Regions from separate parts of the Homo sapiens genome. Here region 2 is linked to region 1. Evidence: read pairs that join two places in POLR2A ChIA-PET (ENCODE). Cell type or tissue: MCF 10A. All regions are shown on one strand.

Region 1 (2,500 bases):
GGCCAGAACCAAATGTGTGTGCACCCAGGAGGCGGCATGGGAGAGGCTCAAGCTGTAGCCTCCAGGCCAAATGAACACCCAAGTCAAAGCCTGGCAGGTGCTAAGAGCTCTCCCAAAGGACAGATAGTACAATGGCAAGAGGGAGGGGATTGGGTTCCAGGTCTGAGGAAACTGGGAGACCTCCTTGGAGGATGTGAAATTTAACCTGCACAAAAAGGATGTAAAGTACTAACTAACTTCCTTTCTTCCTTCCCTCCCTCTGTTCTTTCTCCCTGTTTCTTTCTGTCTTTCCTTCCTTCTGCCTTTGATTGAGATTATTTGGGCTGCACATAACAGAATATCCAAGTAGAAATTATACAAACAGAACAATAAGGGCTTGGGATTGGTTAAATCAGCATCTTGGCCATGTCAATGCTCTGAGCTCCTTCTCAGTACTTCTTCTGTCTCCCCATTCTTGGAGCAAGATGGCTGCCATGGTTTCGACATCCCAGCCTTGCATGAGAATGTCCAAAAGAAGAAAGAGGCACTTCTCCTCATCTGTCTGCTTTAACCAGGATGAAAACATTCCCCGGAAGGATCCCCCACCATGCTGCCGCCAGCCAACTTGCGTCAGTCTGGTTGACCAGAACCCAAATACATGCTTACCCTAAGTAATTACCGGCAAAGGGAGATGGTATGGCCAGATCATGGTGCGTCCCCAGGGTGAGGCCACAGAATCAGCTCTCTGAACCAGAACAAAACTTGGGTTCCATTAACAAGGAAGAAAGAGGGAATGGCAGTTGGTTGATTAGGCAGCCACTGTGTTCCCAGCACCATGCTGGGGCCTGAATCAGCCATGAGCAGACAAGCACATTTCCTTCCTGCAGGGAGTGTCCAGTTAGGGACAGAGGGAAAGGACATTCCTGGCAGGGAGGATGAGCAGATGAGCTTTCATCAAGGCCCTGGGGGAATGGACATCTGACAGATGATGAAAGAGGACAGCCCTGATGCAAGAGCCAAATGTCACCCATTTTGGACACTTACTCAAGGAATATTTCTTCACTGAGATTCAACACTCAGATCTTCCCCAAGGCCTCTACTGCAATCACACTTTTTGGTCATAGAACTCACGCACAGCAAGAGTGACTCGAACTGTGCCTGCCCAAAACCCAACATGTCCAATGTTCAATTTGGATTTGGTAAACAGAGCCTCACATCTTGGTGTGGGGAAGGGGAAACATGGATGGGCTGCAAATACGGTGGGCAGCTGCATGCATTTCCTAGGGCTGCTGGAACAAAGCACCACAAGCTGGGTGGCTTCAAGCAACAGAAATGTGTTCTCTAACGACTATGGAGTCCAGAAGTCTGAAATCCGGGCCGTGCACCCTCCGAAGGCTGTAGGGAAGAACCCTTCCCTGCCTCTTCTTGGCTTCTGGCGGTTGCTGCAATCCCTAGTGTTCCTGAGCTTGCAGCTGCCATCACTCCAATCTCTGCCTCCATGGTCACATGGCACTCCCTCTGTGCCCCAATCTCCCTTTCTTATAAGGACACCGGTCATTGGATTAGGGCCCACCCTAATGACCACATCTTAAATTGATTACATCTGCAAAGGCTCTATTTCAAATAAGGTCACAGTCACAGACACCAGGGGTTAGGACATCAACATATTTTAAGGGCACAATTCAGCCCACAACAGCAGCGTAAAGAAAAGGGAATTCGAGGAAGGTCAATGTCAACATTGCCAGTTCCTCCTACCGGCTATTCTTAATAGAATCCAGCTGAGCTTGGGGAGACAGAAGAAGGAAAAGAGATGATCCCAGTCCCCAGAGATGTTCAGGGCCAAAGCTATTCGGGCTGCTCAGACACAGACCAGGGAGCAGGAGATGTGGGTTTGGCTGTCACTCTCTACCAAGCTCCCCAACACTCTGAACCTCTATTTGTGGTGCAGAGTGGTGAACTCTCCCTGTACCAGCCCCATGCTCTCTCTTTTCCTAGGCCTTTGCATGAACTATTTATCTGCCTGGAAATCCTCCTCAATCAATCCCGCCCCACCATTTGACCAGGCCAATTTCTATGCCTCCCCAAGTCTCCCCGTAGCTGCCCCATCTCCCCCAGCGTCTCCTCTTCCTCTCCAGGCCTGGGTAGTATTCCACTCTGATTACTGGTCTGTGCCCTCATCCATAGATATTAAGTCCACCAGGGTGGTGACCATTGTCATCCCAACTCCTAGCTCATTAACCATTTTTTGGTCAAACAAATGAATTGTGAAAGGTCTTTATAAACTGTAAGTTTCATTGCCAAGGGCCCTACCTCCCTACCCCTTCCCACGGAGAAATTCCTTCTTTTGAAAGAAAGACATAAGATAGAGCTATGCTAGGAAAGGCTGCTACCATGAGGCCTCCTGAGGTGCACTGGCCTTGTATTTCTCATGGGTTGGTTCTACCCCAGAAACAGAAACTACACTCAAATAAATTCAACTACGAAGAGTGGGGATAGGAGAGGGGAGGAAAGTCATGGGTCC
Region 2 (2,500 bases), 560 kb before region 1:
TAGAGTGCAGTGGTATGATCCCGGCTCACTGCAGGCTCTACCTCTTGGGCTCAGGCGGTCCTCCCACCTCAGTGTCCCGAGTAGCCGGAACTACAGACATATACCACCATGCCCAGCTAGTTTTTAAAATTTTTTGTAGATACAGGGTCTCGCTTGTTGCCCAGGCTGGTCTCGAACTCCTGGACTCAAGCAATCCTCCTGCCTCAGCCTCCCAAAGTACTGGGATTACAGGCATGAGCCACCACGCCTGCCCTCTTCTGGCGTTTCTTCTAAACCTGACTGCAAGCCCCTTTTTTTCCCCCTCCCCTCTAATGAACTCATTTTGCGTCTGCTCCTTGATCCTATCTGGATTTTTCACTTCAGCGAATTGCTGTGCTTTGTTGGTTCATTTTCATTATTTTTTATATTAAGTAAAATGAAAAAAATCTTCCAAACCCTTCTCTCACCCCTGAAAACCTCTTACTCAACTGTTTTGGCCCTTGCTTATTTCATCAATCCCACCAGCAGCCCTCTTGTCAGCGGCTTGAATTGATTTTGTGCTGATTTGTTGGTTCTGTTATGTCTGTTGTGCAGTATTGTCCCCCTGTCCCCCAGATCTCTGGGACCACTCTTTCCTTCATTATCCAAGTGGCATAGAAAACCTCTCCCATGCCACTGCAGTGCCATGCACCCGAGGGAACCCTGCACACCCTCCAGGCTTTCTTCTTTCTGAAGATGTCTGAGTTCATTCATTTGCCTGGTAGTTACTTGCCTGTCACTTCTTGCTCCAAATCCTAGCCGATTCTCAATTTCCCCAGTCTCCTCCCACTCTCAGGTTTCCATAACCTCTCTCTGCAGCCCCTGAGGCACACTTAAAGCAATGCCACCATCCCTGAGCCTTCACTGTGATCATTTTCACTCTGACACATTCTCTCATCCAGACAGTGAGGAGCTGCTCTTTCGTAAGTAAAATGGATTGATCTTGCTTTCTAAATAAAAGAACAATTCCCCCCGAGATTAATTCTCTGTCTCCCTCAGAATATGAAATGGTTACAATCAGCAGGGTTTTTTTAAATCATTTTTTTCCTTTCTGATTCATTACCTTTTGGGTATTTTATGAAGCTGAAATGCACCAGCAGAAGTAAATGTGCCTCGTAGACAGTAATATGCTATACAAATAAAAGAAATTTCTGTTGTCAAACATTTAGAAAAATATTGTCTGTATTTTGTGTCCTTTGAAAATAATAAGAACCAAGCACATAGAATATTAGGTTTTGATTGCCTGACCAGATTCTCATGTACTGAGAAAAATGGAGATACATGTGGATTTTTATTTATGCAAAGCAAGAGAAGCAGCAGGTGGCCTGGAAGGAGTAGGAGCTGCAGGCAGTAGTCACGCCCTTGGCCCTGGGTCTGTCTGAGGCTCCGGATCATCATCGTATCATCGTATCATCATAGTGGTGTCTGAGGGTAGGGAGGGATCCTGGAGCCAAAGGAGCAATTACTGAGCCCCAGAGGAGGCCCTGGAAAATTCCGGGATTTGACCCTCTCTGTGTTTCCAGCAGCTATGTCTGGGCACCTGCGCCTCAGAGTTGATCCAGGTCTTGATTTCCACCTGGCTGACCATCAGAGCTCCCTCTTGGCCTTTGTCGAGTGTGACCTGTGGAGCAGGACCTCTGACGTGTGCCCCTCCTGTGTTGTATCCAGGGACAGGGTGCCTTATCGGAGAGACTGCGGAGCTTCAGCATGCAGGACCTCACCACCATCAGGGGAGACGGCGCCCCTGCTCCCTCGGGCCCCCCACCACCGGGGTCTGGGCGGGCCAGCGGCAAACACGGCCAGCCTAAGATGTCCAGGAGTGCTTCTGAGAGCGCTAGCAGCTCAGGTAGGTGTCACTTTACTTCCCCTCTTTCCCACTCCTTGGGCCTCGCTTTCATTGAGAGAGGCCCAGTCCGCAGTGTGGCATGCAGCCTGGCCCTGGCCCCACGGACCTGCCACCAACGGGGTGTCCATCAGATCATGCCAGGTCAGCCAAGGGGCGGAGCACCCCTCAGGCCCGGCCAGGAAACCAGCCTGGTGACTGATCAGGGACAGGGCTAGGTCACCTGCACCAAAGGGTCCCCTTTCCTCCATATGATTGTCTGGGGAATTGGGGGTAGTTGGGGGCTAGTGTCTAGGCAAAGCCTGGAGGCAGCAGGCACAACTGGACCTGGGCCCCGGGAGCCTTCTGTGTTGTCTTCTCAGACTCCGGGGAGGCATACCTGTTGATACCTAAGTGTTGTCTTCTCACCCGGGGCTTACTGCTCTCACGGGCCCTCTTCCCTGCCTGAATATTGCCTGTCCTCTCTCTCACTCTGCTGTCTCCTTCTCATCTCTGACCTCTCATGTACCTCACACCACCCCCAGCCTCTGCATACCAAGGGCCATGCTAGCTCTGAGTTCTTGTTCCTGTGGTGACCAGGACCTTACAGTAACCACACCTCTGCCTCCAATGTCTGACTCTGGTGTCACACGCCCATCG

Evidence for each region. ChIA-PET counts read pairs that join two places held together with the same protein. Peaks named below come from ENCODE experiments on the same cell type or tissue, not always from the same donor. Only the 100,000 strongest peaks of a DNase experiment are listed, where the experiment ranks them.
Region 2: POLR2A ChIA-PET joins it to region 1 with 5 read pairs; 2 of 35 experiments call an interaction of 5 or more read pairs at or near these places.

Annotation. Positions count from the first base shown.
Region 1 is chr2:85,673,112-85,675,611 of GRCh38, reverse strand. No RefSeq gene overlaps it. Among named protein-coding and RNA genes, the nearest start is that of SFTPB, 6.2 kb to the right of the region's middle. In MCF 10A, no CTCF peak of the experiment used is centred here; a DNase peak (open chromatin) is centred at 941.
Region 2 is chr2:86,231,989-86,234,488 of GRCh38, reverse strand. It overlaps REEP1 (receptor accessory protein 1), which reads left to right. Exons shown (of 9, transcript NM_001371279.1): 6 at 1,687-1,864. Among named protein-coding and RNA genes, the nearest start is that of MRPL35, 34 kb to the right of the region's middle. In MCF 10A, no CTCF peak of the experiment used is centred here; no DNase peak of the experiment used is centred here.